2 separate regions of the Mus musculus genome follow, and region 2 is linked to region 1. The links are chromatin contacts, found by Hi-C or POLR2A ChIA-PET in ENCODE. All regions are on one chromosome and are shown on one strand. Each heading gives the region's core, a stretch centred on a gene start or an enhancer-like site at or near the end of the contact. The rest is flanking DNA. Distances are from core to core; before and after follow the strand shown.

What was found. A loop is a pair of places that touch in the nucleus more often than their neighbours do. ChIA-PET counts read pairs that join two places held with the same protein, here RNA polymerase II (POLR2A).
Region 2: a loop to region 1 is called in a map of mouse embryonic stem cell, with 2.0 times the contacts of the local background. The contact joins the enhancer-like site here to the promoter of 4930444M15Rik in region 1. A Hi-C loop is called at or near these places in 17 of 37 maps with a recorded cell type or tissue (Patski, gastrocnemius, heart and 3 more). POLR2A ChIA-PET finds 5 or more read pairs at or near these places in 5 of 5 experiments (Patski and embryonic stem cell).

What each region holds. Positions count from the first base shown.
Region 1 is chr14:76,518,541-76,524,981 of GRCm38, forward strand. 4930444M15Rik (RIKEN cDNA 4930444M15 gene) reads right to left here and starts at 2,315. Exons shown (of 4, transcript NR_045660.1): 1 at 2,022-2,315; 2 at 1,314-1,625.
Region 2 is chr14:76,619,435-76,625,685 of GRCm38, forward strand. No RefSeq gene overlaps it. Among named protein-coding and RNA genes, the nearest start is that of 1700108F19Rik, 55 kb to the right of the region's middle. Within about 2 kb of position 3,487, at least 3 of the 3 ENCODE cell types and tissues checked have a DNase peak (open chromatin) inside an H3K27ac peak, as active enhancers do; they include gastrocnemius, heart and left cerebral cortex, where a contact is called at or near this core.

The sequences.
Region 1 (6,441 bases), core at 1,065-3,564:
GCCTGAGAAGGGAGAAGCCTGGGACAGCTGGGACCGTGAGCAAGAAAGGGTGTTCTCTCTCTCCTGGGGCTTGGGGTATAGCCAGTTGGTGGAGTGTTTGCCTAGCATACTCGGTGCCCAGGGTTTGATCTCCAGCATCACATAAAACACAACTATAATCTAGCTTTTGGGAAGGAAGTGGAAGTAGGAAGATGAGAAGTTTCAGGCCACTCTCAGCTACACAGCAAGTTTGAGGCCAGGCTGGGCTGCATGAGACCCTGTCTCTAAACAACAACAACAACTTTAAATTAATAAAATAGTGTTCTCTCAGTTTATTACTGAGCCAACTGATGACTAAAGACTGTAGTTCAAAATCTTTTAAAAATAAATTCTCACCTCTTCTATTGAAATACAGTCAATAGCTTAGTTTTAGAAGCAGGCCAAATGAAATGTACTCTCTGCACTTTTAGATGAACGGAGCCACACTCTAAGCACCACAGGGTAGGTTTCCAAGGGATGTGGCAACCTCCACTGAGAGAGGAGCTTTCTGGTAATCAGCTGTGTGACTTTGAAGAGCCACCAGCTCCCTCTGAGCCTGCACTAAGCTCTCTGTAATGTTGACTCTCTGGCTAGATGGAAATCTAGCACGAAAGCCTGTTTCCAAGTACTTGGTTGGACTTGAGAGAGCAATGAGGGCTCTGGTTGTAAGGGATGTCTGTACGCCAGCAGAGAAGGTTCCATCCGCAGCAGGCCCAGAGCCTACACAGTCAGGGCTGGAGGTAGGGCAGAACAAAGGTGCTCTGTCCAGGAGTTGGGGGCCTGGGTTCTGTTCCTAACTGGTTCTGAGAGTTCATGGGTGGTCCCAAGCTCCGTGACTACAACGGACACCTGCGCTAGTGGGTACCCTCATGTTTACAATAGGTTGGGGAAGAGAGGAGTTGAACAACTTCTCATAATGAATGAGATGTCTTTTTTAAAAAGACAAGTTAGTAGATTTCTGTTAACCTTGGTTTCTTCCACAAAACAGGGTTCTGAATGTGTATCTCAGGGTCTATGAGAGTAAATATGCTAAAGTAGCATCTATTATGCTATATAACACACACACACTATACATACACAAATACATATACTGGGGCATAAAGAGATATTCAGAGCACAGCACGGGTCATTGGGGAAGGGGATAAAATGAGAACAGAAGGGAACATGAGTCTCCTACGTACATACCCAGTTCCACAATGGCTGCTAGGCCAGTGGCTTCCAAATGGCCAGTGAAAGAAGAAAATAAAACCCACTTGAGGCCATCCTTTCTGGCTTAAAATTTGTCAGTGGCTTACTTAACTATAGCAGATGCCTTCATCCTCACGGGCTCTTTCTCTCTCAAAGCCCCTCATACAGATCCTCATTCTCTGGATCATGGAGAACTGAAGGAGAGCTCTTCCCTGCTGAGACAACTGTTTCTCTGCTCAATTCACCCAACCTTTTTCTTAGGGAGCTTCCTGTGGTCCAAGGTGGGCTGGCCAGCATCACTCTGTGGAAGCGTCCTGTGGGGTTCATCTCCTTTCAAACTGTGGGTCCTCCATCTCTCCAGCCTCTGCTTCCTCTCACCCATCATGCTCCACGCAGAAGACAGAACCCCATCCTGCATGCTGAAGAGGCAGGGTGTGAGGACTAGATCTGAGAGCTTGCTGTCTGGAGATCTGTTGCCCCCCCCCCCTAGTCAACATTACAGAGAGCTTAGCGCAGGCTCAGAGGGAGCTGGTGGCTCTTCAAAGTCACACAGCTGATTACCAGAAAGGTTCTCTCTCTCAGTGGAGGTTGCCACATCCCTTGGAACCCCCCCCCCCCACAATGCATCTTCATAGAGGACACAGCACCCAGTAGCAGCTAGGTGTTGGATTGAGTAAATGGTGACCCAAGAGAAACCAAAATGGCGGCTACTAAGGCAGGGCTCCCTGGGGAAAACCTCTGGCGAGGTAGAAGACAAGGTGGGAATTCACTGATGAGAAAAACAGTGAGCTCTAGGTCAATTACTGACAATTTACCTAGGGCAGATGAGGAGATGTTGTCTAATTGCGGCTTCACATAACACTCATAAAAACTAGTGATATTGTTGGAAGCAAGTTGAGCCCTGAAAAGAGAAAGCTGAAGGTGGCACAGATCTGTGACATCCAGACACATTCTCCGGGGGAAAGGTTACAAAGTTACTGGGCTAGTGACTAGTCATGAGTCATCCCCAGAGTAAACAGATAACAGGCAAGAAGGTTACATGGTGACAATTCAGAGACCGCTGAACTGTGAAGATTATGTGGGGCCTCTCAGGCTAAGCACTTTCAGAATGTCGGGAAGCCATGGTAACCCTCACAAACATTCCACAGGCAGTGATTGTGACCGCCAGTCTCTCTTCCCCCACTCCCAGTTTGGAATGTACTTTGAAACAGTGGGACCATGTTTTCTTCTTAACTCCTCCCATCATCTGTTCCAGAATCTTCAACAACTACCTCCTTGAATTCACAGGATTACCTGGGATTTAGGAAGTCATGGTATGCTTCATGATGAAACTCTGAATTGGAGGTCATCTAAAAAGAGTTATTCCCTTGTGGCTACATCTCCAAGTCTGTTAAAGGCTAATCCCAAGCCTACATGAAAAGAGATTTATAGTACAGAAAACTGTGCATTTAACTCCCCACTCCATAACTATGGCGTTCTTACCCACAGACCCAATCAACCAATACAACAGAATGTATTTGGACAAAGCATTGCAGCCACGGTGAACATGTATAATTTTTTGGGGGGGTCATGATCCCATAAACCATGAAGTACAACAACAGAATAGTATTTGCACTGTGTGAAGCTTGATAGGGTCTAGAGACCCTTTAGCACATGTGAGAAGATGTAATGAATCATAAGAAAACACTAAGCCATTTTATGTAAGAGACTTAAGCAGCTATGGACTCTGCTATCTACTAGAGCAGGGGTTCCTGGAACTAATCTCCAGGAAGGTGCGGGATAATTAAACTGCACATGAGTCAGGATTGGAAAATGCTTGGTTAGGAAATTCTTAGAGCCTCCCAGCTATGTTCACGAAAATGTATCATGGTGCCTTTCTTTGGGCTGGCTCAGATGGAGTTCCATTGCGTACCTCTTTATCTTCCTAGAGAAGTGGGGGAGCTGAGTATATGCTTTCAGGGGGACTAAGGAGTATGAGACCCTCTGCATGTCCCAAACATTCACTCCCAAGCCAACCGTTGCTCCTTCTACACGCTTTCTTCATTCACTTTGCTGAGTTCTGATACCCATGTGTCTCCCACAAGCTTCTATTCCATCCGGGACTTGTACCCTTCCAACCTTGTTCACAGAACTCTCGGGCCAAACTTTCTGAAGATCTTATGTGTATCACCCCCAGGTGTGATTCTTAACACACATCTGTATGGTTACCTCCTGGCTCAAGATTTTCATGATCTGACCTAGGCCCATGGTTATGGCCTAGCTTAGTGACATTTGTCCTCCCGCAAGTATCTTAGGCTCTCGGCAGGACACACACCCCGCCAAGTCCTTTCTCATTTCCATCTTACTACACCCACACTTTCCTCTACATGGGGAGCTAGGACAGACATTCAAACTCACTCAGAAGGAGACCATATTAACCCATATACAGTAAATGCCAGCTCTAGTTTCAACTCTGAGGCTTTGTCCCCCAGGGTGAACTACCGGGGACTGGTGAGATCTTTTGGGGACTACTGGGAGGTCCTTATGTCATTGAAGCTATGTCCTTGAAGGAGATCGTAGGAACCTAGTCCTCCGGCCTCCTAACCATCAGGTGGGCAGATTAGCTCTGCTTCCTGCTTCAGTCATGTATTGCTTTAACCCAGGCACAAAGCACAGGTGCCAATCAATCATGCAATAGAAACTCTAAAACCCTGAGCCATAAAGAGAGCTCTTCTCTCTTCAAGGTGGTTATCCCAGGTCTTGTAACAGAAAGGTAACACAAGACTCAAACACAAAGTAGCTCAGAGTGTAAAACACATCCAAGCCAGAGGCTCCTCTATCCTGCTCTGAGTTTCCCTTAAACCATGTGTGGAGCTTTTTTCCAGAGATGGGAGACAGTAGTTGTAACTTTACATTTTCTTAGTGTCCTGTTGTCTTAGTCAGGGTTTCTATTCCTGCACAAACATCATGACCAAGAAGCAAGTTGGGGAGGAAAGGGTTTATTCGGCTTACACTTCCATACTGCTGTTCATCACCAAGGAAGTCAGGACTGGAACTCAAGCAGGTCAGGGAGCAGGAGCTGATGCAGAGGCCATAGAGGGATGTTCTTTACTGGCTTGCTTCACCTGGCTTGCTCAGCCTGCTCTCTTATAGAACCCAAGACTACCAGCCCAGAGATGGTCCCACCCACAAGGGGCCTTTCCCCCTTGATCACTAATTGAGAAAATGCCTTACAGTTGGATCTCATGGAGGCATTTCCTCAACTGAAGCTCCTTTCTCTGTGATAACTCCAGCTGTGTCAAGTTGACACAAAACTAGCCAGTACACCTGTATTGGTGACAGTCTCTGTTGTGTGCCTTCCCACACAGGCTGGGCTCTGAATGTGGCTTTCTTCACTTGTCCTCTCTAGTCTTTTCCTGCTCGTCACATTCTAGGGGTGACTCTGTGTTTGTAGGCTTTCCCACCCTGTCCTTTGCTCTCCTCACATTAAACAGTCAGAGTAAACCACTGGCTTCTGCCAGTCTCCTCACAGAACACTGGCTTTTATTCGACTTTATCATCCCAGCACCTAGCTCAGTGCCTTCTATATCACAGGCATTCCATAAATTAGGGAATTAGGGAATGATTAAGCATTGGCTGGATATATTTTTAAAAATACGATATGAAAGATGAGGCATAGTAAGTACTATATGAAAAATGAACTAGAAAACTTTCAAAAAATTTTGACTAAGACTCACAGTAAGATACATCATACTGCAATGTAGCACACACACACACACACACACACACACACACACACACACACACACACACAGGTTGAGAAGCTGAGGAGAAAGGGCTTATCTTTGCTATGTGAGATAAAGTGTGGTTTTTTTAAATTTAATTTTGCTCCATTTCAGTTTTCAATTAACTTCTCATTATAGAGTGTTAAAATGATTTCATAGCTTACAAGCCAATTCAACCTACAGCTTAGAAAGCATTGGCTTGGAAGCCTTGGTGAGTCCCCCCCATCATAGAGAACTCACCCACCCCAGCCTCATTAGTAGCATCTTAATGGTGATGTGTTTAATGAGAGTTGGTGTCGTTGCCAAAAACAAAACAAAACACAACAAACCAAAGCAAACATCAACCACAGAGGCAGTTGCTATCCTAAGGATTTCATAGGTTGTACTCAGTGCTAGCCTTTTCTTTTTAAAGGTTCAGCCTGATTTAGGAATGATCTAATTTTAGACCTTACAAAGCAAGCTGCTAAAATGAGTGGTTTTTAGAGTTCCTGTTCATCAGAGTTTGTGCCTGGAAACCCTAGGTCTCTGTGTTGGCCAGGTACAGTGGGCTCCAGCCTGGAGAAGCCAGCTCATCATGGATGCTTGCCTGGGCCTTGCTCGCTGTACCCCACTGTCACAGCAGCCCCTCCTTGCCAATGCTTGGTTTTGTTCCTTGCTTGACCAGCAGAGAACATGGGCCTGTCTGCCTGCATTGCCAGGGCCTTAAACTCCACTTACAACTCAAGGGTCCTTCAACAGTTCTAACTCCATCCCAGTCTACAGGCCTGACTGACACAAAATTGTACGGTTCATGGCTGAGTTATATGTTACATAACAGAACATAGAACACATAAACAACTCCAATTTTCTCTTTGGAGTCACTACCTGTCTGTCATTCTCTTGATATCTAAATTGCCAAGTTACAGGGCAGAAAACAGCCAGAGGTGTGTGTGTGTGTGTATATATATATATATATATATATATATATATATATACATATATATATATATATATATATATATGCCATTTTGAATCAAATCTATAAACTCTACAAGGTCTTGAGAGGGAACTGGAAAGAGTACAGCATAGGTGCGTAGACCTATGACCAGGCAGGGATTTAGTCTTTGTCTCTAAAGGAGCCTTGGCAAGCTGTATCAACCATCTAGCTGCCAATTTATCGCCCACGATTAGTTTACTGACCTACAATAGGCCAGACACAACTGCAGTGAAGGACGGGGGAAAATAGGCTTGTGTTCATGCTCTAGCAGGAGAAACAGAAAAGAGTCAGATAAGCTAGGTGTGTATCAAAACATAGAAGATATGCTAAACACAAGAGTCCCCAAGGGTGTGTGCAGGGCAGCTAACACAAGTGTGTGTGTGTGCATGCAGGCATGCGTGCGTGCCTGCATTTAGTGGTGTACCCACACCATGGGAGGGGAGCTCAGGAAGAGGTGGCGTTTTAGGTGAAGAGGGGTGAATTGAAATAAAGGGT
Region 2 (6,251 bases), core at 2,237-4,736, 100 kb after region 1:
ATTGATAAGATGTCAACCTTTGCTGAGGTAACCGCTGAAATGTTCAGGTTGTCTGTTACTGCAGCAACATCTGAACAATACTGTTGTCAATGGCTCGGTCTGCCTGATGAGCTTTCCTCTGTGAGAGGTAGTTAAGAGGTGAACTTAAAAATACATTGTAGAGGCCCATTGGACTTGCAAACTTTATATGCCCCAGTACAGGGGAACACCAGGGCCAAAAAGGGGGAGTGGGTGGGCAGGGGAGTGGGGGTGGGTGGATATGGGGAACTTTTGGTATAGCATTGGAAATGTAAATGAGCTAAATACCTAATAAAAAATGGAAAAAAAATACATTGTATATCTACAACACACCAGATACTGTGTCCTGGGCAGGCCACACATATACTTGTATATGTCATAGAGCCTTGTCCTCCGAAGAGCTAATGTAGAAGAGACAGAAATTTCTATTTAAAAAGATGACGTCAATTAAGATTTGATTTCTTCTAGAAAACATGGAGAGAAACAATTAAGAGAGCAAACCTGGACAGTGGTGTAGGTGCTGGGCAGGTGGGTGTGACCCCTCGCTGTCTGAGTGGCTCCTTTTTTGCTCCTTATCCTGACAGATTGAAATGGCTTATTCAGGGCTGGGGATGCAGCTCAGTTGGCAGAGGGCCTGCCTGTTGCGCATAGAGCCCTGGGCTTGATCCCTAGCATCCCGTGAGCAGGGAGTGGTGGTGCTCAGGTATCATGCCAGCACCCTGAAGACAGAGGCAGGAGGATCAGAAGAGTTGGAAACCAGCCTGGTATATCTAAGACCTTGTCTCAAAACAAAACCCAAACCATTTTCAGTCCCTAGTACTCACACCTTATTTCAGTTGTGCTGGTTGTTTGCAGGCATACAAGTAGTCGACGCCATAGCAGTAAGTTACCTAGGAAGAGGATCAAGTGTTGTGCAGTGTGATGGCCCGACAGCCAGGATGATTCGTCCTGTGGGACACAGCTGCTTCTAAACTTTAAGAATGGGGTTACCTGATAATTTGTGGAGATTCATGATGCCCTTGCTCTAATCCAGGCTAGCTTAGTTAGAAAGAGTTCCACGCACAGAACTTCATTAGGGACAGGGCTGGGAAGATGCACGGTGTCTTGGGGACCTGGAAAGGCTCCAGAAATTATCTGTCCCATCCCTCTTCTCTCTCTCTCACGGAGAATGGTCTAGGCTTTTCTCTTGATGTTGCCTTTGGTGGCAGCCTCTGACACTTTCAGCCTCCTCTGATTCTGGCGTGTCCCTGTGCTGACTTGACCCTTCTCTACGTGACCGTCACCACTCATTTTATGTATCAACTTGATTGAACCAGGGCTGCCCAAACTGATAACCGACGCTGTTCGGGGTGTTTCTTTGGGCTGTTTTCATATCAGGGCTACAGTTTAGAATCGGACTGTCTCCCAAGAGCTACTGTGTTAAAGCTTCTTAGAGGTAGTGCTGGACTCTCAATAGGTAAGACATAGCCAGAGAAAGTTAAGTCGTTGGCGGAATGTCCTTGGGAGAGGATAAGGGAAACTCGGATTCTTCTAGTCCCTTTCTTTGCTTTTCAGCTGCTACGGGCTGAACAGGCTTCCTTTGCCACGGGCTTCTGCCATGCCATATCCTGCCACCACAGGTCTCTCACAGAAGGACTAAGTGACTGTTGACTATAAACCCATGACACAGAATAAACCTTCTTTTAAGTTAATTTCCACAGGTGCTCGTCTTAGCAATGGAAAGCCAACACAACTGAGTAAAGCAGAAATGTGTGTGTGTGTGTGTGTGTGTGTGTGTGTGTGTGTTTGGGTGTTTATCCCTGCTGATATATTGTCTCAATCAATTGAAACCCTGAATATAACAAAAAGGCTGGTCCTCCTCCTTGTAGAGCCTGACAGCCCTGTAAATTACAGACACTACTCTATCATCAGTCCTCCTGGGCTTCCAGCATCCTGCCTGTGACGCCTAGGACTTGTGGTCTCTATAATTGCATGCGCAAGTTTCTTGTAGCCCCGCCTTCTCTGTTGACTGATATTCTCTCTCTCTCTCTCTCTCTCTCTCTCTCTCTCTCTCTCTCTCTCTCTCCTGGGAACAATTATAGATGCAGTAGTTGTATGGCTTGTGGTATTTTCCAGGTTTCAACCCAACCTGTGGGAGAAGCTGCTCTGATTTGGTCCGACAAAGTGACTGTAGTTGAGTCAGTGCTGGGTGGAGACCCTCTGGCCCATAGCACAGGACCCACACTCAGGCAGGGAAGGAGCAGGGTTCCATTCTCTCTCCTTGCCTTAGTTAAGATTTCTATTGCTGCCATGAGAACACCATGGCCAAAAGTCAAGTCCTCGCGGGAAGGGGTCCTTGGGCTTACACTTCCACAGCACTGGTCACCACTGAAGGAAGTCAATCCAGGCAGGAACCTGGATGCAGGAGCTGACTTAGAGGCCATGGAGGGGGGCTGCTTACTGACTTATTCTCCATGCCTTCCTTGCTCAGCCTGCTTTCTTATAGAACCCAAGACCACCAGTCCAGGGATGGCACCACCCACAATGGGCTGGGCCCTCCCACATTCAATCACTAATTAAGAAAATGCCCTACAAAGGCTTGCCTGCAGCCTGATCTTGTTGGAGGCATTTTCTTTATTGAGGCTCTTTCCTCTCAGATGGCTGGAGCTATGTCAACAAGCCAGCCTGCATCCTCCTAGCTAAAGCAACTCACCGTCCCTCTGCCCACCTAGGAAGAGGACTTGGAGCGCCAAAGACCGCTGCGACGACGTTTGCATTTCCTGTGCTGTTTATCGACAGACCCATAACCTGAACTGGGTCCCCTCTGACCTTTGCATCTTTTGATTCTAAAAGGCCAGAGATTGTACCATGGAGAGCTTATTCTTGCAAATGTTTGAAGGTGCACTTATAAGGGACATGGTATTATGTCGCTATCACCCTCTCTGGAGCCAGGAGTGAGTAAAATGAGGGTTTGGCAAGTGACACTGGGCAAACGCCTTTCCCCTTACAGTGCCTCCATTTTTCTCTTCTATAGAATGGGTCTATATGTCATGCATCCTATGGGCTAGAGGTGAAGGGAGGTGGTGTAGAAAAGCCCAAGACCATTTAGGTGGATGTAAATGTTAGAGTTGTTCACACATCGCAGGATGGCATGGCACTTACTCTAACCCAACCCCTCCATTGCAAAGATAAGAGAGCAGAGACTCAGAGCTATGTTATTATCGCTGTGTGCATAAATAATGATTCTCACAGCCTTGCGGTTTGCTCCGGGCTGACCTTCTGTCCTCCACAAGGCCATTTGTTTTCTTAGCTGGGAAGGTTGGACTCCTCAGGCTGCCTCCCCTCTTTCTCCTTATAAGGCTTTTCTTTGTTTCTTCTGGGGCCCCTTACTGGACCCCCCCCTGGCTGTCTTCCCTTATAAGGAAGTAGCTGGCCGGCCAGCTGCTCTTCTGGGGCCAGATTTGCCAAGGGCAGGCATTCAGACCTCTAAGGCAAAGAGGGTTAAAAGTTATAGAACCGATAGAGAATTAAGCCCTGCAACAGGAAAGCGCCCATCACACGGGCATGCAGCCCTGTTGCCTGGCGTTTTAGGGGGTGTGCAGTTGGGCAGAGCCCAGCCTGGGATACCCGACAAACAGCTTTTGATCTAACGCCATACTGATTTCTGAACTCAGACTGCAGTGCCTTTAATGGCTGTTGGCTCTGATTTCCCAGGTTAATTTCCTGACATCTAAGGAGCTTTGTGTAGAGTGTGTTAACTTCCTGCCTTTTATGTCAGAGCCTGTGAACTGACAGAATCAGGGATCCAGCCAGGATAGCTGCGGGTGGGGCAAGCCTGGGAGACTCTCTCCTACTGTGGATTTTCCTTAGGCGAGCACTTACCCTTTAGTTGCTTTCCTTCTGATAAAAACACAATAGAAGGCTTCTTAAAGAAAACTGCTGGGGTGCAGTGAAGGGAGAGAGGGGTTGTCTAGTGTGTGGGTGAGAAAATCTTCAGAGACATTTTCTGCTGGTTTTGTGACTTTAGGAGTCTCTGAATAACGATTGAGGGGCAAACACTTCTCCCATCCCCACCCCCACCCCAACCCAGCTCCTTCTGCTAACTGCCTCCCAAGTACCAGTGGGCCCCAGCAAAGGTCTCTACCGACAGTCTCCTTCCCCTCCCCCTTCTCTTCAGGCCGTCCTTTATATTCTATTTCTTTGGCTGACAGCTCTAATTTATCAGGGTTCGCTCAGCAGTTTACCATGTGGGCAAGAGGGTCTAGAAGTTTCTAGACTACTGGCCTCTACCTCTTTGCCTCAAGTGGCCAAGGCAGACAGTCACCTTAAAAGAATGTTTTCTACTGTGCCAGATGTCGTAACACTCACACCTTTTTGCAGGGTGGCAGCTAGACTCTCTTAACACCCATGTCGCAAGCAGAGGAGGAAGGAGACCACGTGATCTCTTTTACTGCGCAGGAGCAGAATTCCCTAGTTCTAAAGAGGTTAGGGCCAGGGCCCTAGACTTCACCTTCTGTAAGCCCACGAGAGCCTGGGTCTCTCTCTCGGTGATTTTGCTTTGGTTTTCCCAGCCACGAAATGCCCCGTGCTCAGAGCAACTGAACACGTGGTCAGGCTGAATGGCTTCCTGAATGGGTACCCCGACACCGTCTATAGAAGCTGGGATGGAATTAAGGCGAGAAAGCCTGTTTCTCCTCTCCCATCATACAATGGGGTAGTGTCTCCCACCCTCTCGTGTGTGTGTGTGTGTGTGTGTGTGTGTGTGTGTGTGTGTGTGTGTGTGTGTGTGTGTATACTTTTGGGTGCATGGCACTGCTGGATGGAGGTTAGAGGACAACCTCAGGTGTGTTGGTTCTTGCGTTTTACCTTGCTCGAAATGGGGTCTTTTGATGCAGGCTAACAGGCCCGTGAACTTCTGGGAATCATCCTGCCTTCTTCACCCCTCTCGCCACAGGAACACTGCGGTTACACGCATGTGCGGCTTTACCACTCATGCACGGCTTTACATGTACTTTTAAGGTCTGAGTTCAGTCTCACATTTGCCAAGGGCTTTGCCCACTGAGCCATCTCCCCAGCTCTGGTCTCGCAATTCCTCGCAACTGGCTTATTTTTATTTTGCATGTCCCGTGTAGGCTACTACTACTGATTGCTTCAGAGGTTCCCAGAGTGGCTCTGTGGGCCCCTGATAGAAATTCTCCACCCCAGGACTTCCCATCTGAATGAGAAGCTCAGAGGTAGCCTGGAGGGATACCTGTTGTGATCTCTGGTGCTCAGGCAACTTTGCTGGGTTCTGAGGCCTCTCTACCAAACAAAGCTGGGTCCTGCCCAGTCCAGCATCCATTAGAGGTTAGCAGAGACACATGTTCCCGCTGACAATGCTCTTGGCCATGTCACCCCTGCCCAGCCCAGCTGTTCTTGTTTGGGGCGTACTTACTGTATGGATCTGGTTTGGGTGGAGCCAGGATCACCTCTCAGAAAAGTTTACTTGGAAAAAAAGACCCCAAAGTCAAACAACTGTCCTCCTGGGAATTGAAAACAAACACATTTTTGAGATTCTTAGACACAAACAACCCCAGACAAAATAAGGTCTTTGTGAAGGAACCCCCTCCGGCTCCGCAATTCTTTTTTGCTTCCCTGCCTTTGTTTCTGTGTCTGTCTTCAGTCTGTTTATCTGGCCTGGGAGCACACACCCTACGCTCCCAGCTCTTCGACCTTGATCCTTGCTATCAGTGACCTTGTGCTGTCAGCTCCGAAGGCAGCACAGATGGGTCCTGGGAAACAGAAAGAGACTTAAGTATAAATTGACTAGTATTCCCAAGGCCAGTTTGAAAGACCCAGAGCCCCTGGAAGGAAAGGCTTGGGGAGGACAAGAGGCCACATGGGACCTTGGTGGGGCAATACAGCCAGTGTAGTAGGAGGTGTCTTCAGGGAGGAGCCTAACTACAAAATCAGCAAAAAGACCCCCTAACCCAGAGGCCCATCTCCAGTCCTGACCCTGGCTCCCTAGTGAGCTTTCTGAGACTGTGGACTCCTCAGGCTAAGTCTGCGGACTCCAGGCTAAAAACAAGGGACCCAGGGAATGAGGAAGAAGGGTAACAGTGGGAAGTTTCCTTTGTGAGAAATGGGGGTTTTGGCATTTTGTCTAGGCTCCCGCCCCACAGTTACCTGGCAACAGCCAAGTGTGCCTGATTCACTATAAAAGGGGCTGCTTGCCCCCTCCTTGCTCTCTTCTTTCTTACTCCAGTTTTGTCCTC